7 separate regions of the Mus musculus genome follow, and all the other regions are linked to region 1. A link is a loop called in an ENCODE intact Hi-C map of the cell type or tissue named here. Cell type or tissue: left cerebral cortex. All regions are shown on one strand. Region 1 holds the start of Cers6 (ceramide synthase 6). Region 2 overlaps Cers6 (ceramide synthase 6). Region 3 overlaps Cers6 (ceramide synthase 6). Region 4 overlaps Cers6 (ceramide synthase 6). Region 5 overlaps Cers6 (ceramide synthase 6). Region 6 has its middle 38 kb from the start of Gm36174. Region 7 overlaps Cers6 (ceramide synthase 6).

Region 1 (4,000 bases):
GAGTGTTTCCTTTTGGGGACGATGATTTTAGGAGTAATGTTGACTCATTAAGTCAACAGTTTATGTACCAGGTACAGAAGAACAGGGATGAAGCAGGTTTAAAAACTGGAATTGTGTGACAAAACTTTCAACCTGTTAACTATGTACTAGGCAATGCTCTTTAACATTTGAAGCTACACTGTTTAATAAAATAGATATGGTTGTATATATATACCACATATATGAAATATATATATCTATATCCCCTACACACACATATGGGTTTCTTTGGTTTGTTTTGTTGTTTAGTTTTGTTTTGTGTTTTTGTTTTTAGGACAGGGTTTCTCTGTGCAGATCTGGCTGAGCCGGAACTCATTGATCTATAGACCAGGCTGGCCTCAAACACACTCATCTGCCTGCCTCCTGAGTGCTGGGATTAAAGGCGTGTGCTGATCACACTTGGCTGATATATATATGCGTGTGTGTGTGTGTGTGTGTGTATGTGTGTGTGTATGTATATATATGTATATATGTATATATACATATATTTACACACATATATACACACATACACATATACATGTATATATACACATACATACACATATATGTGTATATATATATTTTTAAAGTTTTTGAGGCTTACATTTTAGAGACAAAGTGCCAATAATGGTGTATGTTGTGTTAATGGTGGTGATGGCTTTGGGGAGGAATAATTGTACATTAACTTGAATGATAAAGGGAAGGCCCTATCCAGAGTAAAATGAAGGGAAGAGAAAAAGGATATTTTAGGAACGATGTTTCAAGGACAGAGGAAAACACACACACAAAGACTGTGTGGGTACGGTAGGTATGTTTTGTAAAGAGCAGGGAGCCCCGAGGGAAGAGAACACACGAGATCAGAGAGATAATAAGGAACCAAATGTCTTAAGACATAATGGCTTTGACTTCTGCTTGGGGGAGAACAGAGCTAAAGCAGGTTTAAGTACTGGAATTGTGGGACAAACATTTCAACCTGAGCACTATGGCCAAGAGAGGACAGTAATGGGACACAGGCAGAACTGGGGTTTGAGTGGTGATGGGGACTGCTCAGATGTGAAATGGTACGGCAGTTTAGATCAGCTGGTAGCCAAACAGGTAGTGGAGGGTGTAAGGTAATGGTTTATAAAATGACTTGGATGAATTTGTGATGTTAGAAAGGAAGTATGCAAGCAAGAGGAAAGTGGCTGCTTCCTTTTGGACTGAGCCGTGACCACAGGAAGGACAGGTCTGGAGGAGAGAGTAGTCATCGACCATCCAAAGAGAACTGCTAGGGACTGAATGTGTTCTCCCCAAATTCAGTGCACTGGCATTTGGAGGCTAAGCCCTTGGGATGTAATTAGTTTATGAGAATGAAATCTTGGGATGTAATTAACTTATGAGGATGAAACCTTGGTTGGAGCCCTAGTCAGATGACACACGGGTGCAGTCTCTCTGTCTCTGCAACAAGAAATTCTCTGCGAAGACAATCACCTGTCAGGAAGAGTCCAGGAAGGGTGTCTTTGCCACCCCTTAGATTGCCTAGAACTTTGGCTTTGGACTTTGCCTCTGCAAGTATGAGGAACGCATTTTCATTGATTGAGCCATATGTCAAAACAAACAGCCTGAATTAAGGCAGGAACTGACCTTTGCAATCACAGCTGACCTTGAGTGACTTCATTGGGTGGGGAAGGCATGAATGGAAGTTCAATAAAGAACAGGAGGTGAGAATCAGGAGGCCTTGAGAGTTTGGTTTAAAGGCAGGGAGAGGAGGAATAAATACTCCTGCCCCCATTATCTACCAAGTCAAAATGTGGTTCCCACAGTATTTTCAGAGGTTACTGGCGCAGTTCCCCATAATGCTGCCGTTACTAGCTGCTATCACCATTAGACACCATCATCAAGCAATTCATTAATCAATCATAAATGCCTAATTTCTTGTGCTACTTCATAAATCAAAATTAGGAGCCTTGTTCCTTGGGGGACCCAGCTCAAGGGGAAGCAGTAGTGTAAAACGTGCCAGGAAGGTCAAGGAGGGGGGTGAGGTGCGGGTCGGAGGCAGAAGTCTCTTGCCAAATCATCCAGCCCCAGTTCCTGATTTTCTTTTAGCACTGGAGAGGATGATCCTTCCCCTCCCACTCCTTCCTCCTTCGCCTTTGCGCCCCCTACTTCTTCTTCTGGGGTTCTTTTTCAGCGCAGGGCTCTCTCTGGAAGCTCGGCCCCTGCCAGGCTCCTTTTCGCCTCCCTGCGCTCAGGAAGAGGACAAGAGCGCAGACACTCCAGTGGGGCAGGAGCTGGCGTTCTAACCAGGTGCGACCCAACTTGGGGCTGGGACAGAGGTGCGGGACGCGCTCCAGGTGCGGGTCCAGAGCCAGAGCGCGGCCCGCAGCTCCCAGGGCGTGGGCGAGCCGGCCGCGTGTGCCTCGGTGCTTGACGGGAACACTAGCCAATCAGGGCGTGCGGCCAGGCTGCCACGTGACAGGCGAGGCGGCCCTTTTCCCAGCGCGGCCAGAGGGAGGAGTGGAGCGGATCGCGGAGCCTGAGAGTGCAGCGGCCACAGAGGAGGCGGCGGCAGGCGGAGCGGCAGCGGCAAAGGCTCCCGGCCAACCCAGCGCGCATCCCCAGTGCCCTGAGCTGCAGAGAGCTCGGAGGAGCGCGGGAGCAGCGACACCGGAGTGGACAAAGCAAGATGGCAGGGATCTTAGCCTGGTTCTGGAACGAGCGGTTTTGGCTTCCGCACAATGTCACCTGGGCAGACCTGAAGAACACGGAGGAAGCCACCTTTCCGCAGGCGGAGGACCTCTACCTTGCCTTCCCCTTGGCCTTCTGCATCTTCATGGTGCGGCTCATCTTCGAGAGGTAAGAAGGGCCGAAGTGCCTGCTCTCCCGCACACACGCACACGCGTGCACACTCGCCTGCTCCGTGGCGCACGCCCCCGCGCTTGGGCTCACACCTCCCAACCTTTGTGTTCTCTGTGGGGTCCCGATCCCTCGGCCAGGCTGACTTCTAGGGAGCTAGAGAGGGTCCAACTCGACCGCGGATTTCCTCCGGGGCGCCACGAAGGGGCGGCAGGGCGCTTGGTCACCGCCCGCGCTCCTCCTTTCCCGGCTTCCTCCTCCTAGAGAGGGTCGGCGAACAAAGGTGAGCGGAGGCTGGCCGCGGGGAACCGCTGCGCCGAGGGCTCGGCCGGCTCCCTCCGAGCCGGCACTAGGCGCTTCCAGATTGGGCTTCTCCTCCGAGGCTCGCCGCCACCCACCTGACAGCCTGGAACGATGGGGACGCGCGGCCCGGAGGGAGGAGGAGCGCACACACTTCCAGCCCTTCCACTCTTGCACGCACGCGGGCCGCGCTGCAGAAGAATTTGCTCGGACCTTTGGCTTTAGCTTGCTCCCTGGCTTCCATCCGTGACACGGAGTTTTAGGCCCTGGGTCCTGGGAAATAGGTGACGACAGCACTCCGGATCGCTACTGGTTTCTTTAAAAGAGGGCAGAACAGGACCGGTGCCCCTCGAAATAGTCATTTGAATCGATAGTAGGACCCCGTGACTAATCATAAGCGTCTTGCTGGTACCGGAAGACACTTGAAACGTTAAAAGAATTGTCTCATAATTTTTGGTATGAGTCCTCGATTTGGTTAGATCTCGCCATTGTAACTGCACACAAACTTGTGCTACTCTCACTGAGTCAGCCTTAAGTCACAGAACTAGATCTTGCCTGCTGTGCATTCAACACTTACTCGTGAAACAAAATCAGCACCGCACACTTCTTTCTTTTAACTGAAAAAAAAATCGCCTTCCTCTTTCCTCCTCCCACCTCCATTCATCAGCGAAGGCTGATTTCTTAGATCACAAATATCCATTTCTACTCTAACCTCCCTTCCCTGCCTCCAGCTCACCTTGGCTGTTGCTCAGGCTGCTGCTATCTTGTTTACTGTTGGTTTGCCTAAATCCATTATTGAGAATGTCAGAATGTATCTTTTGTGTCTTTTGTTGCCTGAAATAGC
Region 2 (4,000 bases), 240 kb after region 1:
GGGGCACCACCTCCGCTGTGGGATGGCAATGGCTTGGCTCTGAGCATAAACAATGGGTAAGGGGCTGGCACACAACTAGGAGAGCTTGGAGCATGAACAGAGCAGGAGTGGCCCGGGGGCCTAGTGCAGTACCCAAGGCTGCCCAGATCTCTTCTCTTTCCATCTCCCAACCCCAACCTTGGCCATGCTATTTACATTTTCTGTGCTTCAGTGTCCTGTCTGAACAATAGAGATAAGAGTGCCCACTGGGGGGAGGGATGAGGATTTACCCTAAAACCTTATGTGAGAATTAAATAAATGACTGGATGTGCAATGCCGGAGCCTGGTTTCAGACACAGCGTTGCGATGATTATCGACTCTTATACCTAGCAAGACTGAATGATGTATGTAACGAATATGACACTTTCAGCAATAGTAATTGCTCAATGAAGGACTGCTAATAAGGAACATAGCAAAAGTCACCTTTACCAACAGGGAAGCAACAACAGACCACACAGGCAGGGGTGGAAGCAGGCCTGCCTCAGTGGTGTTGAAACAGCCAGCATGGAGATGCGGAAGACAGGGAGGAGAGTGGGCTGAGAAAAGCCTCTGCTCCGGCCCAGGAAGTCCCCAGTTAGACTTGGTGAGATGTGATACAGGACTGGTTCTTCAGTCCAGCCAGGGTATAACTAAAGTAAAGTATATTTGACTGAATGTCTCATCTGTAATGATGCCGGGATAGAGTCAGTACATCTGTTTCTAAAGGCCAGGGTTCAAGTTCAGATTCCTGCCAGGGATAAAGAAATCACATCCATGTTTGCCATAGACAGATAGGCAAGGGGAACAGTTATTCAAATGTGAGACCAGGCATCAGACCCCCAAGCTACCCTCCCAGGATGGTACTTGCTAACTACACCAGCAGTGGAGAAGTCCAAGTGTGGGAGGGCTGCCCTGTAGAAAGGGAGAAACCACACACACACACCCTTCAGTCCTGTTGAAGTATTGAATGGCCAGTCTTGTCAAGATATAGTTTAGGCCTTGAGTTGTTATTCCCCTTTCAGAGTGTCTTTTCTGGCATGTGGCACTCTTTGGGACCAAGTCCTGACTTCTGTGTCTGGAGAAGAAATCGTGGCAGTCTTTGAATGTTCATTGTGGGCCTAATGATCTTGCAGAGAATGCTGTCCACAGCGAGGAGCCATAGTTTTGCCCTTGGGTGAATTGGCATCCAGTACTGGGGCATAACTCAGCAATAGAGTCCCCACTTGGCATGTAGGAAGTCCTGGTTCAACCAGCACTAAAAATCAAATCTACCTGTAACACATTTGTACGGTAAGACTTCCTGGACTGTCTTCTATCACTTACGTCACGGGAGTACTTGAAAAACATGATAGGTGGTACTGAATATGTGAATGTCTATATAAGTATGTGCTATAAAGATAAAAAATATAAATTCGTGCTTTGAAGTCACAACATGAATGAAATATATACCATATATACAAATACATTTCATCATATTATAAGTATTTCATTCATCTGTCGGGCGTGGTTCTTCAAGATCATATGTCAGTGGCAATTTCTCATGAGTACTCCAGAATAGTGAACTGAAGAGAGAAAGCAGAGTGCTTTAAGTGGTATTGGTATTCTAGATGCAAATGAAAATCTCCTTGTTTTATTAAAAAAAGATTGCTCTATGGGTTCTTTGCTCAACAACAAAAAACAATGTTATAAACTCTTCTGCAGAAATATGTGCATTCTGCCAGCATATTTATTCTATGTTTCAATCAAAACCAAATTTAAAAAAGTGTCCATAACAGATAAGATTGGGCAAAAGTCACTATAAAGCCAAGTAGATTCTATTCTTAGGATTCATTAAAATCTACTAAAATAACCTCAGTCAAGCTCTGAGGGGTCAGTGGGGCATCTGCTTTTCTCTAGGGAATTGGGTGGGCTCCTTGCAAGCATCTGTGTCCAGGCAGAGCCATGTAGCAAGAATGAGTCTCACATAAAGACCCTTCATCTCCCAGTGGTTAGTGGAACTTGGAGAAAGAAGGGTCAAGTGTGGTCTGTGCTGGGTTTGGCCGAATAATCCCGTGTGAGCATGCTCTGTGTGCTCCTAGTGTGCCATCTAGTGGTTAAGTGAGCCTTGCCTTAATGAGAAAAAAATAAAATAAAAGGTCTTTGCTTCTCCCTTGTCTCCCTGTACTGTCACCGAGATTTTATTGGGGAAAGAACTATTATTTGGGAAAGAAAAATATCATTTTCTCAGCCTCAATACATTGAACAGAGACTATGTGGGGAAAACCCCATTGTACTGCCACAGTAATTAAACAGACCAGACATTGCAAGTTGATGGTGTTCATTATGTTCATTTTGCATGACACAGAGAAATTTCTCCCACTGCATTTTATAGATGTAGGATTCACATTTATTGTGTGATGCACAGACCTTGAGGATACAGCTTGCCCTGATAGACACATTTCTCAATTTTATGTATTTAGATCCCATGCAATCACTACCCACACGAGGACATGAAGGTTTCCAGTTTCCCATCTGCCTCGTTCCTCCCTGCCCTAGTCAATCCTCCCTGAGAGGCATCCGTTCTCCTGGAATCTTGTCACCAGGGGGGTTTAGTGGCATCTTCACAGTACATATTTCTGGGTCTTATCTTTCAGAAAGAGTAAGATCCTGACATCATCCTTTAATAACTTGTCCCAAAAAGGGAAGTTTGCTCAGAACAGTCTAGGTTTGCTATTTTTCAGAATCCAGGTGTCAGTGACGTTAGCTGTTCTTTGGTGACTTTCCTTACCAAGCTCCTGTGGTGATGACTGGATGGATGGATGATTGATAGATAGATAGATAGATAGATAGATAGATAGATAGATAGATAGATAGATAACAGATAATAGATAGATAGATAGATAGATAGATAGATAGATAGATAGATAGATAGATAGTATTTTCCCAGATATATAGGTAGATAGATAGATAGAGAGAGAGAGAGAGAGAGAGAGAGAGAGAGAGAGAGAGGGAGAGAGAGAGAATTTTCCCAAGGGACTCTGTGAGCATCCAAGTCAATTTTCAAAGAAGTCGCATTATTTTTGAGTGGCATCTCTGAGACATCTGTCATAGAAGAGCTGATGCATTCATTTCTGAAATGAATGTGAGTATCATGTCACCAGCCAGTGCTCTGACACCCTGCTCAAATTAAGCCATGTGCAGCACTGGTTCTGAAACCCTAATGGTGAGACAGGCTCCCAGCCTACAACCAGTAGAATGCTACTTCGTGCTGTGCAGAACGATACAGTTGATGTGTCTGTATAGTGTGTATGTTAAGAAGCAGAGCTATAGTAAAGGTTTTGTAATTATCCCAGACATTGCTCGAGCTTATTTACTTGGTTACTAGATAAACAAATGGGAGTCACTCCTTCTGGATGCAGCTGGAAATAGAAGGTGTAAGGTGCGAAGATCCCTCCCTGACAGCCTTGGCACTTAGCCTTGTTTAGACCTAATGGTCCCTGGTCTGCAAAGTGACATTTCAAGAAACAAGAGCCACTTAGCACAAACAAGGTGGCACTGTCAACATTATCCCAATATACTCTTTCTCAGAAATAACTAGTGTTTTTTTAAAAAAAAATTTTTGTCATGATCTTGGAAAGTAGAAGATGTAAAAAGGAAATTATAAAATTCCCTGAGCTACCAAAGGAAAGCCAACTTGATTTTTAACAGCTTTAATGTACACTCTTACTTTCTCTGGCTTTCCCTCTCCCTTCCCCCTCCCCCTCCCCCTCTCCCTCCCTTTTCTCTTTCTCCCTCATGACTTTTCCCTCCATTATTAAAAATTCTTAAAATATGTTTTAGGGCCAGAGAAGTAACTTAGTCATAGTTGCTGGCCCAGAATATGCAAGAGATGCCTAAACACAAAAGGTAGACTAGAAATAAAAATATATTTAATACTTAGATTCATGTCATAATTTCTGGACTAGAGATGAAAACTAATTTGTTAGCAATTTTATATCAGGAT
Region 3 (4,000 bases), 97 kb after region 1:
TCCACTGGTTTCCCTTTAGACTTTAAATTAGTAACAGTCTTTTTTGATAAAAATTTTCAAATAGTTGTGTCCAACATGGAAATGGATGAAGACAAAGAAGAGGAATAATCAAATTTATTAAAGCTAATATTCATAATGAATGTTTGCCTGCCAGCCATTTTGTCCTTTTGTTTTTATCTTTTAAAATATATAAATTTATGTCTGATTTAGATTAGTCCTGCAGTCAGGACAATCGATTTTGGTCATGAAGCACTTGTAAAAGCATAGATAGCATTCATTAAAAATTAGGAGAAGTTACTCAAAAGCCTATTGTCCAGAAATAAGTATTTATCATTTAATGCCTCCATAGTATCATAGTTCATACATGTACCTCCACAAATGTACATGTACAAGCAGTGCTGTGTTTGTGTGGGTTTGATAGATTGGTACCTACAGATAGATGGTAAGGAAAAAGGGAGAGGGATGGGCTGTCTGCAGGCCAACTCTCCATCCTTACTTCTTCCTCTGCATCTGCATGCTGTACTTGTGTTACCATTAACCATGCTTGAGTTAGTGTCTCTGTGGAACTTGCCTTGTCAGACTGCCTGAAGAAGGCTGTGGTAACCCCATGCTCTTTGTCATCGGGATCTGTGAATCATCTACCTCTGAGTGTGCTATGGTCAGTTGTGTGTTGATATGGTGCGCTTGTCTCTACAAATGGTACACAATGTAAAGTCGCATGACAGAACAAAATAACATAAGGCATAATAACATCTTATCAACAATATGTTGAAAAAAATGTAGACACTGAATAAAAATACCAGCGCAGTTTCTCACATGTTAACTGATTAAGAAATAATCAACTACTGTAATAACTATGACACTTTTTCTTGGAAAAGTCCTTGAGTTCTCTTGTTGATGTTGGCATTTTGGTATGCCTGAACTGCTGTTAAGGAAATACCACAGATTGAGTGGGTTGAACAGAAATTATTTTCGTAGTCTTGGAGGCCAGAAGTCTGAGGTCAAGATCCTCTGAGGCTGGTTTCTTCTAAATCTTCCCTTGGCCTCTACTTTGAGGAATTTGTGTCTTTTCAAAAGGATACAAATTAAACCAAGCAGGGTCCTACCTGTCTGGGTCCTTTTAGCCTTCGCTTTCTCCTTAAATGCTATCTACAGAGTGATGCACACCAGAAGCTTGAGCGTCAACGACAAATGGAGGAGGCCCACTGGTCAGAGTGAAACAGCGTAGGAAAGGTCACAGACTGGGAGCTACTGGGAGGTGACCAAAGGAGGATAACTGAGATCAGAAGGCCAATTCCAACATCTGGTGGATATGACATGTGTGTGCGGCTGGGTTCATTTGGGCTTGTGCGCGTGTGTCTTTCTGAGCCACTCTGCTCTGCACAGTGCAAATTGCTGCCCCCATGTAGTGTATTGGGCAGAGGAAGTCATATACAAGCAGATAGGAAATTCATGTCAGCGTTCACATGGGAAGACATTGTATCTCACAGGCCCCACAGAGAAGCTGATGGAATGAGCCATGGAGCCAGGCAGTCTGAATCCATGCCTTCTCTTAAATAAAACCCTGTGGGATGTTTAGGAAAAGTGCTTGGCAACCCTGAGCCTATTTATGTATAAAATGTGTGTTTTAATAGTGGCTACCCCAGACAGCTGAGTTCATCTGTAAAGAGGTATGCTGTCCCTGATGAGTGTAGTGAGTGTGAGTTCCTTTAGTGTTACCTGTTTTCTGGCATCAGTAAAGCTGAGAGAACGTGTGAAGTAGCAAATAGCTGGCACTCTTTTCCACAGCCTGCCCTCGGCAGTGGGCTCCTTCAGCACCACAGCTACCTCACTTAAAAGAGGTAGCACTGGTGATGTTGCTTGTGAAGAAAGATGCAAGGAGATTCGAGGACAGCAGGCTTTCGGCTTACAAAGAATCTCTTGTATTCTGTGCAATCCAAGGAGGCAGAATCCACATGATTCTGCAGAACTGTCGACTGTGGCATTCACACTCACTCTCTCTCTCTCTCTCTCTCTCTCTCTCTCTCTCTCTCACACACACACACACACACACACACACACGCACACACACATGAGAAAGAAGAAAAAAGATACACTACCAGTGTGAGAGCAGAATCTCGGCCCCATTGGCTTTCTGCTATGCAAGGATGTGACAGAAGTGGATGAACAACGGTGTCCTACTTCAGCAGGGAGCGATGCCTGCTGTGTGCGCAGAAGCCAGGGCTTTTGAAGCACCACATGAGAAATGTCAGAACATGCAGTGAATCTCTTTGAACCATAGAGGTTTAAAATCTGCCCAAGTGATTCTGAGAAGATACAGTTTGACTCTACCAGGAGGGAGGGAGGGAGGAGAAAAGCCTGGTGCCCAGTGGCTTTCGCCTAGGTAAAGCCTCCTCTGCTATGGCAGGGCAGTCTGAGCAGCTTTAGCAGGTCAGCATGGCGCCTGGAGACAGGTGCTCGCTGTTTAGTGTGATCATTATCAGTTCTAAGGGCTTAAGGGAGCAATGTTCTTGAACGAGTTCGAGGGTAGAAGTCAGATGCAAGTGGTTCTTGTTCTCCCTCAATTTGTGCTACCTTGGTGAATAAGTTCACTCTACCAGATGCTGCTGGTACCAAAGGGCAACAGTAACCTGCTCGTCAGAGGATGCTGCTGGGAACAAATGGGATCGTGTATAGTGTGCATGTCGCTGTATCTCTGTTGCTTTCCACTGGGATCACAAAGCTGAGCAAGCAAAAATTTCTGAGATGCCAGGCTTCACGGAGGCAATGGATTCTACTTCCTAGCAGAGCCGTTCAGCATCTCGGCTAGGCCGCCATTACCTGGAGAACTTCAGAAGCACCTCCGCCCAGTGCCTCACTGTTGCTTCAGTTGTAGCTGCTCTGAATTTCCTGTCCTAATTTGCCATCAATCTGTTTTAAGCCAGACCTGGTGGCACTTTCTTTGTAAAATGTGGACAGTGCTACTTTTCAGACTTTATTTTATTTGATGTGTATGGGTGTTTTGCCTACACGTACATCTGTTTTCCATGTGTTTGCCTGGTGCTGGGGGTGGGGTGAGGGAGCAGACGCGAACACTGGACGCCCAGGAGCTGGAGTCACAGAGGGTTGCAAGCTGCTCTGACCCACCGAGCCATCTCTCCAGTCCTGTACCACTAACTTGGAATCCCCACCTTTAGGAGGCTGAGTCAGGAGGGCAGTGAATTTAAGGGCGGTGTGACTGGCTACACAGTAAATGTGAAGAGAGCCTGGGCTACGTTGGAACACTGCCTCAAAGCAGCAACAAAACCAAAAACCAAAACAAGAAGAGAGGACCGACTGTGTTTTGAGAAAGGAGGCTCTCTGTGGCTCCTTCTCAGCTTTGCTTTCCCTTCCTTTCCTCCCCCTCCCCAGGGGCAAATGTTGAGTTTTTCAGTGTTTAGTTGCCTTCTGGCGTCATTATCCTCGTGATGACCTTGTAGCAACCCCATTCCTCTTCAAGGGTCAGCCTGGCATCCTTAAAGACCCTTCAGCCATGCTGGTGTGTCTGGTTGTCTTTGGAGTTGGCAAGTAGACCATTAATCCTGGGGTTTGAGCACAGTCCCTAGTCACTTAAGGAGTGAATGTGGGGGTAGTGGGTGGAGGATGGGCACTTCGATGGGAGTAAGAGGGCACACAGCTAGTTCTCAAATAGGAGGATTTGAGCAGAATCCAGATGATTTTAGGGGAGACAGGTTATGTTATTCATGGGCCCTTCCAAATTTAAGTGTGAATAAAAATTTAACTAAAAGAGAATCAGGTGGACCACTTCCACTTTAAATGCAAACTGAACTGTTGGCCAGGTCTACAAAGCTATTGTGATTTGAAAGCATTAAATGTGTTAAAATCTTAAAGTTGGCTGCTTATCTGTGTATGGTATCTTAGCAACTCTTGTTTGATGGAAGGTTGTTTACTGCTCCTTAGACTCAACTGTAGGAGAGTTAGGGGTACTGTTCAGTAGATCTCCTGTGCCGGAGGCTATTGG
Region 4 (4,000 bases), 180 kb after region 1:
CACATACAAACACAACATTACTAATACACATTAACTTAACTCAGGGATTAATTACTATCTTAGAATTCCCATACATAATCCAAAAAGCCACACATTTATTGTTTTATCTGTACAAATGACAGTGTATTTAGGCTGTCTTTCTTCAGCCATGTGAGAGCCAGGAGAGTTTTGTTGGTTTTTCCTTTTGAGACAGGGTCTCACTATGGAGCTCTGACTGTCCTGGAATTCACTATGTGGATCAGGCTAGCTGAGGACTCAGGTCCCCCTGCCTCTGCCACTGAAGTTCTGGGATCAAAGATGTGTACCACTATGCCTGACAGAAGGGAGTTTTGATGGAGATCGGAAACTGAAATTTTGTCTCTAAAATACTAACTTTAAGTATAAACCACTTACCTTTCACATCTTTGATAAAACAACACAAAAACTCATGTTCTCTTTTTAATTTTGAAAGAAACTTCTATTCCCTGAGCTTTGGTACTTGCTACTTCTTTTAAATGTATGTACGTATATTTAAATGCATATACATGATTATATTTTTATTTAATCTTTAAGCCTGGTAAACTATATACTACTTATAGAGTTTCTCTGATTGTTTAATACTTCTTCTCTCTTTAGCCTAAACTGCCACAATTATTTCAGATGGTAAAGCAGTCAGACCTTAACTATTTTTATGTTAGATTCATGATGGGGTCTCTATATGAGAGATGATACCAAGAAACATGACATTATTTACTCTTTAAATAAAAGTTAAAAAAATAATTATCACTCATGTCTTTGTATATGGTCTCTATACAAATGAAGGCTTCAGGCTAAGCCCCAGCAGTGTCCAAGGCTCTGTCCTGCCACTGAGATTGGGTTTGTTGGGGGTGAACAGATCCATAGACGCCTCCTCTGGGCCTCTGTATAATTATTGATGGATGGGCTTGCTGTTCAGTTGGTGTCTGTGAGCAGATGTGCATAATGTAATGAAAAATCCCATTGTACTTTGTGGTTTAGATTGAGGGTGTTAAAGGTAGTTTTTCATCTTCTACAATGCAACCTTAGTCTTAATAAGATACTTTGTAAGTCAGCTGAAAATGAAATCTGTTGGTTTGTAATTTAGTAGCTGGTAAGCATCATTTGGGAAGTGTGGTCTTATAATGCTGTGTTAGCTTAGACTGTTGTAACAAAATACAGCGGCTGGCTGAAATGTAGTCCTCTCTGCCCTGGAGGCAGCAAGCTCCTAATGAATGTCTGGCAGGCAGTACTGTCTGGTGAGGGCCCACTTCCCTCAGCAGACCATCTGCAGATGGCCACCTTTTACTGAATTCTCCACATGCTCTCTGTTCTGAGCATGTGCGTGGAGAGGAAGGAAGCTATAGAAAGGATCTGCCTCTGATGCAGTGACGTTGGGTCTTAAATTATCAGCATATCAGCTCAGGATAACACAAATCACTCCGTGGTAAACGTTTAGAAATTAAAAAGAATAGTGTTAATTCACTAGCTGTTGACCAATACGAACATGGGGTGACACAGTAAGGCCAAGTATCTCACTGGTGAGTGAGAACATGGGGCCCTCCGTGTAAAAGGCCTGGGGAATTTCTGTAGATTAAACAGCATTTGAGAGGTCTTTTCAGTGTAATAGCACTCAGAGTTATTAGGTAATAACCACATACACAAAAACGTGGAATACATTCTGCATGTCTGCCCAGTGCTATAATTGCTCATTCTTTATACCTGGGGGTGGGGGGAGAGGACCTGGGGGGGGGAGGACAGTGCAAGAGCCTGGGTAGCTCTTGCAGCTCACTCTACTGACTAGCTAGGTACCTCTGGGTTCATTACTGTACCCCACCAAAGTAGGCTCTGGAATGACACTTTCATGCGTTTGGGGGTGTGTATGTGTATCACAGTAGCTCAGATAGGATGGACATGATAGGAGTTGTCTTATACAGACAATCTGAAAGTAAGCCAGTCTTAACAGGACACCCATCTCAAAGCCAAAGGTGGCACTCATTGTCTCCCTCCAGTGGCCATGAAGGAGTGTGACAGACTTGCTTCCCAGTCACTGTTAGGAGAAGCATCCCAAAGTAACTCACTCTGCTCACAGCCCTACTGCTGGAGGCTAGCTATACAGGGGCTATTTTAAAAGAGGTTGGGTGAGAGCCACTGCCTCCAGCAAAGAGTCCCTGCTGCAAATGGTTATTAGAGCCATTTCAGCTCATCTGTGCTGAACTGTAAAGTAATAATGAGTTGTTTAGAATCAGCCATTTTACAGCCTATACTACGTTACCACTAAGTATGGGTCATGGTCTAATGGTGCGATGTTCACTTGGGAGCCTCAGAAATGCAGAGTTCCCTTCCACCCCCAGTCAGACGTACTGAGTCACAATCTGTGTTTTAGCAATTTGATGAGCTTGCCAGGTCCTTTGCAAATCTTTTAAGGCAGGCACCTGCTAGCTGTATTACATTGATTACTGACAAGTTGTACATGGATTAAATGAGATAATGTGTTCAAGTTACCTTAAGTCTGTCCCGAGCTTAGTAGCGTTATTTACACAGTCAGGTGTGAAGCAGGAAGAGGCTGCTCCCGAGCTTCCAAAACAGTAAAAATTGAGACTTACTGAACTTCTCAGATTTTTGACCTATTAAAAATAATATTTTATTTATTCTTTGAAAATATCATATATTAATATAGTGTATTTTGATCATATCTGTCACTGTTATGTTTTATAAAAAGATAAGGAGAGAAGAAATATGTTTTGTGGATGTGTAGTCAGGTTTGGGGGAAGGGGGTGCCTCTGCAGGCCCAAACTGAGGTATCCCTTCCCCCTGAGGGACCAGCCACAAGAGGGTATAGCATAGAATAGAGTTTATTCAAGGCACAGGGTGGGTAGTACAGACAGAGAAAGGCGGAGAGAGGGAGTAGAGGCTGGCCATGAGCACATGGAGAGGGGGCGGGGAGAGGAATGGGAGAGAGGACAGAGGGAGAGCAAGAAGGCAAGAGAGGAGGGGCAAGCAGCCCCTCTTATAGTGAGTCAGGCACACCTGGCTGTTGCCAGGTAACTGTGACGTAGAGCCTAGACAAAATGCTAACAGTCACTACCTCCCCCCAAACTCCCCCTAGTTGTTTCCCACAGTCTTATTCCTTACTTTATGTGTTTTTAAATTTTTATTACATGAGTATTCTATGTCATTCATTTTCTCTCCATTTCCTTCCTCTAACTCTTCCCATTCCCTCTGTCATCCTCATGGCTGCTCATTCCTTAATTATCATTGCAACAGACATATATATGCTTATTTGTTGGTTGATGAAGACAATTTGATGAGGCCCCTTAGTGTAATTCTTATCTGTAGGTGTTTAGAGATGATCCCTTAAGAGCAGAACTTGTCCCTGGAAGGGACTGATTCTCCCTCTCTCCAAAACCATTAATGTCAGATCAGTGTGAGATAGACCTGTGTCCTCTGCAAAGGGCAGCCAGATGGCAGGACCACTGAAGCCATGGGTCTAGGAGCTGAACATCCACACAGGGAGGGGCTTCCGTTTTAGAATAAAACATATGTTGAGAAGCTGAGAGAGGAAGAGAAGCCCTGGGTGCTGGGTTTTCCTGTGTCGGGTGTCCTGCGTGCACACGAAAGGATGACCATAGTTAAAGAGATCTATGCTGTGTCATGAAGGGTAGATACACTGTGCCCTGGGGGCTTGAGGCTGATATTTCCAGAAAGCTCTTCCAGGCCTGCTCGAGGTCTCACACGCGCCTGTCATTTGCACTCGGGACCTGCTGACCTGTCTACTTGAGCAGAGGTGCTGAGGCTGAGGGAAGTGTGTGCAGGACATAAAGTTCCCCTGGGAATTTTCAGCAAATTGTATAAATAACTTTATCAGAGGTAAAAGCAATAAACAACATTGTACTGACCTTCAAAATAGATTTTATGCTATGCCCACATTTTTAAAACATGCTTATGTATGTACATTTAAAAATAAATCTATTATTTATATCTCTATCACATAGGGAAAAAACAA
Region 5 (4,000 bases), 75 kb after region 1:
CACGATTGCATGTAGAAAAAGACTGTAAGTTATGACATGTACTTTACATCTTGCTTGTACAATTCCATTTCCATCCAGTGTTTCCTTCCTTTGTTTTCTTATGGTGTAGGGAATCATGCTTGATCAGTGAAGTCTCATTAGAACTACTAAGTGTCCTTAGAGTTTAAACGGTCTGTTCTGTTTTCTTTGTTTCTTGTGTATTTTGTTTTGGGACATGGTCTCTCTCTATAGTCCTAGCTGTCCTGGAATTCTGTATGTAGCCAGGGTAGCCCCGTACTTACAGAGATCTGCCTGCCTTCTGAGTACTTGGAGGTTAAAGGTCTGTGCCATCGTACCCAGCCAAGAAGTTTAAATGTTCTTAAAGAGTTACTTTTTTTTAAAGTGATTGCTGGTGGCCTCAAATAAGGTCTGCTTTATACTTCATCCATGTGAATGTTACCGTAAAACTCTACAAACATCTAATTAGAATAACGTAGTCATTTATAATCAACGCTACGAAGAGCTGTTATAAGAAGTGTCAGTTCTCATTTATTTTCTTCTCTTTCTTTTTAAACCTTTAGATTCATAGCCAAACCATGTGCCATAGCCCTCAACATCCAAGCCAATGGACCACAAACTGCCCAGCCAAATGCCATTCTGGAAAAGGTTTTCACTGCTATAACAAAGGTATGTGTCTGCCGGGTCCTTATGTTTCTCCACCACCACAAAGCAGCCATCCCATCCTTTCTCTCCTGGGTTCTGACAGGCAACTTTGTTTCCCATTGGACAGTAAGTCCTTGGAGAGATTGTACCTGCTATAATTGGCCCAAAGTGTAAACAATAGATAAAGGGTGTGTGTGGCCTCTTGGTTGCCGATTTTACAAGCTAGACCATGGAAAGGTCTTGATTAGATAGAGGTCTGTCCAATCCAGTGCCTTTGTCAGTCTCAGGCGACATGAAGCATGCAGATAAGGGCTGGGCGGGGACTACCCGGCAGAGCTTACAGTGTGGTGTGGACCTATGTGAGAACTGGGACCTGATGGCATGTAGTGCCTGCCAGCCGTATGTCCCAGAGGCCGTGATAGACTAAACATGGAAGACAGTGAAAGGTCAAAGGAAGGAATTAGGTCAGCAGAGTCAGACCAGAAGGGATAGACTCACAGCGGAGAATGAACGAAGAGATGGGACATTCAGTCTCCAGGGTGTCTAAATGAAGAGCAGGAAGAAGAGAAAAGAGAGGAAGGGGGAGACAAGTGACCGACACATACTTAAGCACAGAGAGGAGGAAGAAAACACCAGGGGCCCTTGAACTGAAGCAGGAAGAAAAGGAGACAAACCAATGCAGAGCCCATCCAGCTGCTTCTTAGTCCTTCTTCTCTCTTTGCTCACCCTTGGCTGGATGAGAAACCAGGAAACAGGAGAAATGGAACATTGCTCTCTGTGTTTCTGTATCAGATGGTTCCTTTGTCCTCTTTCAAGTATTCAGTGCTGCTGCTGAAGCTGTAATTTGACAGTCTTACACAAATGATGTTTCCTTCTGGTGTTTGTGGGGCTGGCGTTAGTACTCAGACTCTCGGCTTGCAGCTCTGAGTACAGATGCCCAGGCAGCTCTCTTTGTTTTGTTGCTTGCCTTCATGTCTGCTAAAAGTCTACAGGCATTTTCTCTGGCCTCTTTAAAATGATACTTTTCCATGAAGTTTACCTTCCTGAAGTGAAATTTCACTCCTATTAGGTTCCTTAGTTTTTCTCCCAACATTAAAGATCTAATCCAGGCCATTACAAATGCTGGAGAAGAGCCACATTCCCAGCCCTGCTGAGCCATGTTGTTTGTTCTGTAGTGTCTGTAGGCAGGAGATATTGATGGAACAAGTACACAGCCTCAAAAATGCCTGGGGAGGCTGTATGACTAAGTACAAACATAGCTTGCTGGCTGTCAGATTCCCCTTTCCTCCAGCTACTGTTGGACACACTGTGCCTTGGCACTGGGGGCAAAGTTCAGACAGGCCTCTCTCCCAACTACAGGCTCATCGCCCACACATGATGGATAGATGGCCTCTAAAAGCATCTCAGTCTCTGCTACAAGATTGCAAGTAGGCAAGAGTCACCTTAGCTGAGTCACCCATGAATGAAGCACAGAGGTAGCAGCCCAGCCCCATACCAGAAAACCTCAGCGAGAAACAAAGCCTATCTCACATCTCACATTTCTCTGCTCCACCCTTGTTTCCCATGACCCTTCTGGGGATCTGAAGGCAGTAGTTATAAGTAGGTAGGGGACAGAGGAAATGGGATAGGTGGATCCTGGGGGGGGGGGCAGGAGATGGAAAGGGGACAATAAATGCCTATGTGGGACTTCTGTATGAGCCCAGACTCTTGGCATGCTTGCACATGGTCATTGCTTCTGTTAGATTTGACTTGCAAGAACACATTACATTTGAAAAATGGTGTAGACTTTTAAAATATAAGCCATAGAGCATTAACCTCCCTTTAGAATGTGACCCCCTGCTCTGTGTGACAGTACTGCTCATCTTCTCTGCTCAGGTCACTCTTACCTCTGACATCAGCTGATGGATATAAGTCATGACATTCTTCATCAGTTTCTTCTCTTGTCATAACATCTGTCTCTCTTTTTTCTCTCTCTCCTTCCTCTGCTCTACAGATAAAATCTGTCATATAAAATACTGTGGAGAACCTACCTCCCACCTTAAAGGGAAATCTATCACATTCTAAACACCATAGAAACATGAGGAAATAATTAGGACCCTGGTAGGACCTGAGACAGACCTGAGTCTGTAAGTTGGCACGCTACCTTTTCCTTACTAAAGTTTGGCCTTCAGCAATTTTTTTTTTAACCTTTGGAGACCTTAGAAATCTCCAAATAATAAACTCACAGGCTTTCATGAGGATTAACTAAATCAACAACAACACAGCATGCATGCACACGCGCGTGCACACACACACACACACACACACACACACAGAGCATTTAGTGAATGATACAGCATCTATTTCAGCCTGTTTCCACACTCTCATTGCATCACTCTTCTGAGGAGTGCACACGCTGCTACATTGTATCTTCACAGATTCAGATTCTGAAGTTTGGGAATGGAGCCAAAAGACCTAGAGTTATTAATGGCTCTTAGTCCATTTAAATACACCAAGTGATTATTTTTCCCCAATGATTATTTTTGAGTGTCTGTCTTTTAACTGGTTTTATCCCCTTATCTCATTATATTTTTAATTTGAATTTCCTATTTAAATTGGTTCTAAAGCTATGAGGGTAAAATATGTAGCAGTTATGAAGCGACATTTTATGTTGTTGATTACCTTTTCTGAGGGAGACACAAAAAAATGTCTCTTGACCTCAGATGGGCACCAGTGTCCAACAGAAGTACTATTTTACCAAAGATTAGCATGGTGTTACCAGTGATCTTATTGGTCTTCCAGCAGAGAGCATAGGAGAGGAGTTTCTCACAAGAGTCTGTGTGATACACCAATATCTGAATCACCATCTAGTTCCACAGACTGTGGTGACAGCTGCATGCAAAGTGCATAATGGAGTCCCAATTTCACTTAACCCTTTACTTCCTGTGTACTCTAGTACCTCCCCAGATCCCTTGCAGATGGGAAAGGAGTGATGGCTCTGCCAAGGGGGGGGGGCGCTACTGATCCCCCTTTTCTCCAGTCACAGCTGGAGTCAGGAGCTAGAAAAGTGGCTCAGTGGTTGAGTGCTTGCTGCTCTTCCAGAGGACCAGCGTTCAGTTCCCAGCACTCATGGCAAGTGAGTCATAAACACCTATAACTCCAGTCCTAGGGATCTGATATCCTTCTGTTCTATGTGGGCATCTTCAGGCACTTGCTCAAGTACATACAAACACATGTGTGAGCTCTCTCTTCACCTCTCTTTTTCCCACTCCCTCTCTCCCTTCTCCTCCTCCTCCCCGCACAGATAATAAATTAATTCTTGTATAAAAATTGTAGACAGATTCTCTAAAATTTGTCCTCATTTTTTTTTTCCATCTTA
Region 6 (4,000 bases), 76 kb before region 1:
TTTATCTCCGAAGCCCTGCTCTTATCTGTCTTGGCAGCGTTTTTGCTTCCACTCCTGGCAGTTCGATGTCTATTTTAGTACTTCTTCCTCGCATGGCCCGTTGCACACGTACAGATGAGATGTCCAAATGAGCGCTAGCCACTTGCAGGAATCTGAATAAATTGCATCCTTCCTTTTCTCCTTTCTCAGTGAGACGCAGCAGGCTGAGGGTTACAGGAAGGAGCTGCTGAGGAGAGTGGGAAAATGATTCATTGTTTAAAAACAGCCCTCATGTGCACAAGGCAGCTCTGAGACAACAGCTCCCTATCTCCTGCAATTTTCCTCCTATTCTACCCCCATCCTTTATTCTCGTAGACTGTTTAGTATTAAATTTTAACCCAGAGTTCTACAGAATGCCCGGAAATTATTGTGCTGCTTCAGGGTAGGAACAGCCCCCATTTTCAGGTTCCCTTCAGTCCTTACCCTAGTTAATGGCAAATGTCTGACCATTAGCATCCGGAGAAAGACACGCCAGTTTGTCATTATTTTCTCCAGTGGCAAATAGTGATAAATGCTGAAAGGCCCTTTCCATGATGTGGTATTGTTCCTATGCTGGAACCACAGTTGATTAGGGGATAGAGGGATGCCATTTTCAAAGATACAAGTCCATCTTATGAGGTGCACTGGCCCTGGTCTCAAAATTATGGTCAAAGTTTGTGGAAGAAAGAGTATTTCCAGTCTTTCCATTTTTCTTGCTTCCAGTCCTGGCTACCTTAAGTCACTCTAGACTGGAATCTCAGATATTTGTTAACTGCTCAGAGTGTTCCTTGATGGTCTTTCCTCAGTGTAAAGAGCAGTGAGTTGATGGTAGACTCCAGCAACTCCAGTAACTGAAGTCCACATGGGCACTGCCTACTCTAGCTGCCCACAGAGGGATCTGCACAGAGCAAAGTCAGGCAGCCTCACATTGAGGTGAGGACCTGTCTCATCCCCAGCCTCCCATACAGATGCTCACACGTGAGATACCGTGGGCCACACGGAGAATGTTCTGGGAGCTTCAGTTTCAGATGCTCAGTGTTCTGTGTTTCCCCAGACCTAAACTAAGGAAGAGTTTCTCAAGGAGACACCTGCTCTCACCGCCATCTTTGTGTTCCTCCTCTCTGGAGATGCAGACAGGGAGGAAGCAGGGCCGGGGAATGTGGACGAACAAGGAAGGTGCTGGAGAAGTGAAGCGCACTTGATGCCTTTAAACCCAGGCTCCTTGAGATGAACTCCATTATCACTTGGTAAGGTCTAAAATGTGTCCTCCTCATGGTTTACGCTGGAGTTGCTTTCTTGGCTTTGTTTCCAAAATACATTTAGTTATTTTCACTTATTGTTCCTTATTTGAACCTAATTGTGGTAGCCTACAATAAAAATTCTGCACCCCATTCAGTGTACTATATTAACTAGGACTTTTTCCCTTTTAAACTAGACCTGGTTCATTTTTCCATGTCCTTGTTCATGTGCCTTGAACAAGTTATATATACACTTTAACATGGAAATCCATTTTATAAACTAAATCAGAGGACAAGAAATTTGACTCTTGTCTATCTATGCAAACCCTATTTTCCCCTCTTCTTCTCCTGTTTGTCTTCTCCTTTCTCCCCACACACATGGCAAGATGGCCTTCCTGCCTGAGTCCTGTGTTTATGTGACTTCCATTCAAATATCCATCAGGAGCTGAAGAGGTCACGTTTGTTATCGAAATTACCTAACTAATATGCCTTATGGTCCAATCAATATGGCTGATTTGATAAGCAAAGCATTTCAGGGAAAGCTCATGGGGCTGAGGTTGTGAGAAAGGATCACCCAATCTCTCTGAGATTTTTGATATGTTGCCCCATGTCACCAAAGACACAGTATTTACCATTATTGCTGCCAACCCTTTGGGCTCTCTAACTTTCTTTCTTTCTTTTTTTTTATGTTTTGTTTTCCTATTTTTGTAAGGCTTTGGGAATAGACATGATCAAAAATATATAAAATTAACATTAAAAACTTATACAAGAAAAATCCAAAAACATGGGGAAAATCAAAAAGTTTTGTCTACCCTAAAACTTAACAGTATCTACAGCCATGCCTGAGACCCAGGTTAGGCAAACGCTGGATACTGGTCTGTAATATTTCGTGATCCCAGCAGAGGGCAGGCCTCCCAAGCAAATGCCGATTCCACAGCACCTCCTCTAGAGAAAGAAGGGAGGCCAGCCTGAGCTGGCTGGTTCTGGCAAGACTACATGCCATAAAAAGTAAAAAACCTGTTTTCAAGACTTAGATGAATTATTGGCTGTGTACCTACAGTGGCTATTTGTGCAGGAGCACCCCAATATTTGTCTTTCCTTCTGAACTTCTGGCCTCTTCTTAAGGATATTATTTATTTATTTATTTATTTATCTAGTCAACAGCACACTTGAGAGTGTGACATTACTAACTGGCACCCAAGTTTTTGTGTGTCCTGAAAAGGACAGTGTTGGTACTCAGAGAACTGAAAGCACAGGTGAGCAGGCCTGATACTTTGGGTGGGGACTTGATCTGCTGTGTGGCTCTCTAACACTAAGACCCTGTTGTCCTCACCCGTGAAAGCAGGGATGACAAGAGAACCTTCCTTGGGTCTCCTGAGAATGAAGTGCCATCTCTACGGAACTGCCCACCTTCTAGCAAGTAAAACACTTGCAGTGTGATTATCATAATAAATGTCTTATCCCAGTGATATCACACCCATCCCTTATCACAGGGATATGAGCCTACATTGCTTATTATTACCCTTTTCATAATGGCCCTACCCTCTTTCCCACATGACAGGCAGTCTCTGGAGCATTACTGTAAGGTTTGAACTGTAGGGAGAGGGCACGTTTTCCATGGGACACTGATACATTTGAGCAAGTACAGAGAAAAATGGCCAACGTGGGGACTGGTGTGCTGACTGGGGGCTTGATTTTTTTAAGGGCACTTATGCTCCAGAGCCTACAAACGACACAAAAAGTCCTCATTTAAGCCTCCCTGAGCCCCTGGCACCATTTCCTCTGATGTGTCCTTCCCCCCAGAGCAGAGTGCTTCAGGGACTGGCTTTCTACACAAGGTAGCAGTTGTGATACTTAGTGTGCTGACCCTAACCCTCACTCTGCCTTGGCCTGAGCACAGTACCACAAGCCTCTGATTACCAAGCCTGGAAACCCTCACCCTGAGTGACTACCACATCTACATATGCTCTTGATGTTCTGAGTTGTCCTTGCTAAGGCATTTTTGGCACCAGGGGATTTGCTGACTTTATTCCAACATCCAGCCCTACTGGAAAGGGCACCTATTTACTGACCACTGCAAGTTAGAAGGTTTTGGGGGAGAGGCCTGATTTATCATATCCTCGCAGGTAAATGTTAGTCTAAAAAATTAAATGATGAAACATGTAAAGTTTATGTTCACATTTCAAGGGAACATGGGAGACTCTGAGAGGCAGAAATATGCTCTGCGTCACAGATGCTGCTATGAACAGGAAACAGTTTCCACTGGAGAGGTAGGATGGAGACAAGCAGGCTGGGCATGAGGGAAATACACAGTCCTCCTATCAAGGAGATTCTCATTTCCAACCGAGGGCTGGAAGAATTCGGGCATATGTGACTGTCCTCAAAAGGTCTTCACTTCGGATGAAGTCGTGGGGTCATAAGGAAAAATAACCAAATGCTCACCACATAGAGTTGGAGCTAGCTAGGCGGTGGTGGCACACACCTTTAATCCCAGCACTTGAGAGGCAGAGGCAGGCGGATTTCTGAGTTGGAGGCCAGCCTGGTCTACAAAGTGAGTTCCAAGACAGCCAGGGCTACACAGAGAAACCCTGTCTCAAAAAAAAAAAAAAGAGTTGGAGCTACACGGAGAGTGAGCCTTGCCTCGTTAGCAGCTCATTCACTGAAGTGCTTGCTGCATAGGTGTGAGGACCTGAGTTCAAATCCCCAGGATGCACAGAAAAATCTGGACACAGAGGTTTGCTCCT
Region 7 (4,000 bases), 190 kb after region 1:
GCTGCCTGTTGTCAGGAAGGTCAGGTAGTCACTTATATGTCGATATTGCACCTGGTTGTTATGCCTATCATAACCTAGTGAAGACAGGACTTTGTGCATTCATACTGAGGCGCATAACCAAAGTCTAGTTGCTTTAGCAGATGGAACAAACCTGGAAGGTTCTTTTGTTGAACAAGATGCGGCTGGTTCCTGTTTCTCAGTACAGAGGGAAGTCTGAAGGCTGCTGGCAGTGCAGGCTTACCCCCACAGCAGATGTGAACATTCAAGTGCGTGCGGTGCTGGAGCTGGCCCGCTGAGTTCTGTTGACTTTGTAGCTTAGAAGTGGCCTCTAAAGACGTAAATCACCACGGACTACTTCTCCAAATGCAGAAAAAATACACTAATGCCATCATCACACATGGCTGAATTGTTTCAGTGAGGAAAACAGTAGACACCATCTTTGAAATTAAGTCATAGCCCTGAAAAGGGAGTGTTTTCCGTCTCTGCCCTTGCTATTCTTTCGCATCTTCTTATGAGTTCATTACTATTAGCACAAGTCTTTGCTATCCCTAAATCGATTGGTAATGGAATATCAATGGTGGGACCAGGAATTTTCTAGGTACTCGGGACATGTCCTGTAAGGGAAGCAAATGGAACCAGGCATTGTACTGAACACCTTCAGGTACATGTGGACTTCTGTGCACATAAGGCCTTTCTATACCTTCCCTGTTCTCCACATAGCTGCAATGGGTGGAGGCTGACACTAGGTACTCCTTCTAGGCTAAGGGTGACTTGAAATAGAACTCTACTTTGCATTTGAATCCCTTAATTTATTTAGATTGGGAATGAATTTACATAATCAGCATGACACAGTTAGAAAAAGCTGAGAATTCCTAAGACTGTGGCATGGAGGACAGAAACCAGCCGGTTACCTTACCGGTTGTCTTTAGCCCAACTGGACTTTACTATCCACACCTATCTACATTTCTACTTGAAAAGGCTTCTAGGAACTTTAACTGGAAAGTTGGCATGCCATCCACTGCAGTGCCCCACATTTCAAAGGTAAATTTTGTAACATGAAAGACATTGTGATCAGTGTCATATAAAACGTACCACTTAACCTTGTTTCTAACTGTAAATGTAGCCGAAATAACTCTTGCATTCTGCCTGTAGCTGAGAAGTTGCTTGGTTTCAGATGAATGCTAGGACAGTAGCCCAGAATGTCGCTGTGGGCTGTTTTACAGAAAGCACAAGAGTCTGAGGGGCTAGGAGATAAGGTTATATTTAAAAGTGGAAACACCACTAGGATGGAAAGGAAGATGCCCCATCTGTGTGGATTCGGTTAAGAATGGCCTTGTGTTCGTAAGGTATCATAGTCCAGTACTGAGTAATTCTGCCCAGTGCTCCCCAAAGTGAAGAGAAACTCATGATCTCTGGCAACAGTAGTTAGCCGTGCCAAGAGCCATATGCTAATAAAATTAATGACTTTCTTTGTGTAGGGGGCATAGGAAATGAAATAGCATGTATGCAAGTATAATACTTTGTATAAGTCATATGTATATAAATACATACAGCAGATTATAGTCCAGAGTCTGTCTCAAACCTTCAGTGCACTTTTAAATATTGAACAAGCTCATGAAATTATTCATTATTCATTATGTCTTTAACACATATATTATATAAGTAACCGGATAGATTTCTAGGTGAAAAAATAGTAGTGCACTTCAATTTTAAACATTCCCTCTTTTATATGAGAGTGTCCATTCGTTACACATGTAAGAGTTCCATATGGGTGTGTATTTTAAGGATAAAAGTAAGACAGGCTTATATGCAGTTGACTCTTGCACAGCTCGTTACAAGGGGCATGCGTACACGAGGCAGGAGAAGTCTAATGCAGGGATCAGGGCCTCAATAGCTCTGAGACCTGGATGTAAACTTTTAACCTGAGTTAATTGATAGCAATTTTCTGTCAGCTGTATAATCTAGATGAAAAACGAGAGTAGTAATTTTACAGATTTCATATGCTCAGAGTGAGTCATGGGAGTGTTTCGCCAACTGCAGAGCGGCTGGCGAGTGCTGATTACTGCCATGCTCCCGCAGGAACTCTGCCCTTCCCATCGTGATCTGACTTGTCCTGTGACCCCCTCCGAGGCACATTCCCAGATGAGGATGCCAGAAGTCAGAAAATCTCATCAATACCAAATCTGACCTCAGCTCCAGCCAGGGCCATTTTCCCAGACTGCATTGCTGATAGCATTTGCCTAAATACCTTGCTAATGTCTTTCAGTCTTAAAGAGACATGTCAGTGGGAAGTAGATCTCTTTCAAGGTACCACTGGGCACTGATGCTTCCTTCACTGGGCCACAGGATTCCGCAGGAAGACCTTGTGAGGTCCTTCATGAGAGTTCCCCCTCTCATGGCCTCCCTCCTGCCCAGCTGTCCTCCAATCTGCACATTCCATCACAGGGACTATGCAGTTTACCACATGGCTTTGTAGAGACACCAGCTTTCAGTCTATAGCAATTTTCCTTGTCACTTAGAGTTTAAAACTGCTGATCTAACGTCTAAGCCTAAAGTACCTCGTCAGAAATATGAGAGAGACATAGTTTCCTTGATGCCTGTCCTGAGTGAGTAAGGGCCATCTTGTGATAGCTATCCATTGCATTGTGATTGGCAGATGGTGCGTATAACATTAATTTCCTTTACAGTATGGAGTCTTGCCTTCTGAACAGTAGTCTAAATGTATTTGAAGAGCTTTAGAGTTTTGTTTTAGTTCTTTGAGTAAACCAAGACACTTCATTATAGCTCAATAAATATAACCAAGAGTAGCTCATCAAAGTGTTGTTGAGAAAACATTAAATTAAATACACTTCACTGACTTTACTATCTCCCTGAGCCTCTGAGGCAGTCAGAACAGGCATTATCTTCCATCCCTGGCCCCTGCCATTTTTTAAGTAACTTTACTACCAAGCTATGGAGCTGGGCCTTTATCTCAGACATCCTGGCTATCTGCTTAGTCAAGTATGTTGGCAGCCTTCCTGTCCCTCTGATCTTTAAATAAATATCTCAGAATCATCTGTTTTGAATATAGCATCCTATTGCCCATTTTCTAAACATACAACTCTCTTGAACTTGTGCTTCATTGACCATTCCGGAAAGCATCCATGCCACCCACTAGTTCTGTGCTTTGAACTGTCACAACAGCTGTCCTGTGTGTGCTCCAGGACATGTCTCCAGTTGCCTGAGGGATCTTGTAGCTGCTGTATGTGAAGGAACCGTAGAAGCTGTTGTTCCGTTCAATAATGAATTGAATCCCAAACTGCCGTGGTGGCTAATGCTTTCTGGGTTTAAGATGAAATGGAATTACTGCTCTCGAGCTGTGGTCTGTAGGCAGCCTCCAGAGTACTGTTGTGTATCAGAAAACAATGGGACTGCATGGGGTTGCATGTGTTCAGCATAAGCCTGGCTTACCAGTCAGTGTGAGCCTCTGGCTTTTGGGATACAGATTGGGTTTCCCGTTGAGTAAACCTTCCCATTTTTTCTTTTCCTCAGCCACTCACAGCTGACCTTCACTACTATTACATCCTGGAGCTGTCATTTTATTGGTCTTTAATGGTTTCCCAGTTCACAGATATCAAAAGGAAGGTAAGAGTCGTGGTGTTACATGGGCTTGGTTTAAGGTGGGTGAAGTGTCAGAGGCATCCCTGAGCTGTGGGAGCTGTGGTTAGCATCAGTTCCTGCATTGTTGCAGGAATGCTATCTGTCTGTGCTGTTTCATATTCTCTTCCCCCTCCAGTCTTGCCGCCAAACCTGGTGTTCTCTATTAACCATGCAAACCTACAGCAGCAAAGCCAGTCAAATCTGTAAGGTGGGAATGGGAAAATTGCAAGTTTAAGGTGAACCTTAGCTATATAGTAAGGGTGAGACTCTGAGGCCAGCCTGGGCGGCAGAGCACTCTATCTGAAACACCCGAATATGGATACACAATTATATATGCAAGTTCCTAGACATACTTAAATTT

The links. Peaks named below come from ENCODE experiments on the same cell type or tissue, not always from the same donor. Only the 100,000 strongest peaks of a DNase experiment are listed, where the experiment ranks them.
Region 2: it touches region 1 in a loop (6-fold over the local background); 4 of 42 quality-filtered maps call a loop at or near these places.
Region 3: a loop joins it to region 1, with 2.4 times the contacts of the local background. A loop is called at or near these places in 3 of 42 quality-filtered maps.
Region 4: a loop joins it to region 1, with 2.9 times the contacts of the local background. A loop is called at or near these places in 8 of 42 quality-filtered maps.
Region 5: it touches region 1 in a loop (2.2-fold over the local background); 7 of 42 quality-filtered maps call a loop at or near these places.
Region 6: it touches region 1 in a loop (2.8-fold over the local background); 6 of 42 quality-filtered maps call a loop at or near these places.
Region 7: it touches region 1 in a loop (1.9-fold over the local background); 8 of 42 quality-filtered maps call a loop at or near these places.

What each region holds. Positions count from the first base shown.
Region 1 is chr2:68,858,950-68,862,949 of GRCm38, forward strand. It overlaps Cers6 (ceramide synthase 6), which reads left to right and starts at 2,492. Exons shown (of 10, transcript NM_172856.4): 1 at 2,492-2,856. The coding sequence starts at 2,687. In left cerebral cortex, a CTCF peak has its summit at 2,500; DNase peaks (open chromatin) are centred at 2,185, 2,481, 2,913, 3,307 and 1 more place; H3K4me3 peaks cover 2,066 bases; H3K27ac peaks cover 1,510 bases.
Region 2 is chr2:69,098,839-69,102,838 of GRCm38, forward strand. All of the region lies in intron 8 of Cers6 (ceramide synthase 6), which reads left to right. Among named protein-coding and RNA genes, the nearest start is that of Gm39840, 29 kb to the right of the region's middle. In left cerebral cortex, a CTCF peak has its summit at 2,108 (motif pointing left); a DNase peak (open chromatin) is centred at 2,075.
Region 3 is chr2:68,955,753-68,959,752 of GRCm38, forward strand. All of the region lies in intron 3 of Cers6 (ceramide synthase 6), which reads left to right. Among named protein-coding and RNA genes, the nearest start is that of Gm52515, 10 kb to the right of the region's middle. In left cerebral cortex, no CTCF peak of the experiment used is centred here; DNase peaks (open chromatin) are centred at 1,766 and 2,184; H3K27ac peaks cover 1,731 bases.
Region 4 is chr2:69,041,645-69,045,644 of GRCm38, forward strand. The region is part of intron 4 of Cers6 (ceramide synthase 6); the gene reads left to right. Among named protein-coding and RNA genes, the nearest start is that of Gm52515, 75 kb to the left of the region's middle. In left cerebral cortex, a CTCF peak has its summit at 2,011 (motif pointing left); DNase peaks (open chromatin) are centred at 1,284 and 1,997.
Region 5 is chr2:68,933,955-68,937,954 of GRCm38, forward strand. Cers6 (ceramide synthase 6) reads left to right here. Exons shown (of 10, transcript NM_172856.4): 2 at 561-666. Among named protein-coding and RNA genes, the nearest start is that of Gm52515, 32 kb to the right of the region's middle. In left cerebral cortex, no CTCF peak of the experiment used is centred here; DNase peaks (open chromatin) are centred at 1,542, 1,833 and 3,832; H3K27ac peaks cover 2,069 bases.
Region 6 is chr2:68,782,737-68,786,736 of GRCm38, forward strand. No RefSeq gene overlaps it. Among named protein-coding and RNA genes, the nearest start is that of Gm36174, 38 kb to the right of the region's middle. In left cerebral cortex, a CTCF peak has its summit at 2,149 (motif pointing right); DNase peaks (open chromatin) are centred at 165 and 2,167; H3K4me3 peaks cover 293 bases; H3K27ac peaks cover 85 bases.
Region 7 is chr2:69,047,249-69,051,248 of GRCm38, forward strand. Cers6 (ceramide synthase 6) reads left to right here. Exons shown (of 10, transcript NM_172856.4): 6 at 3,532-3,624. Among named protein-coding and RNA genes, the nearest start is that of Gm39840, 81 kb to the right of the region's middle. In left cerebral cortex, no CTCF peak of the experiment used is centred here; DNase peaks (open chromatin) are centred at 200, 929 and 1,973; H3K27ac peaks cover 124 bases.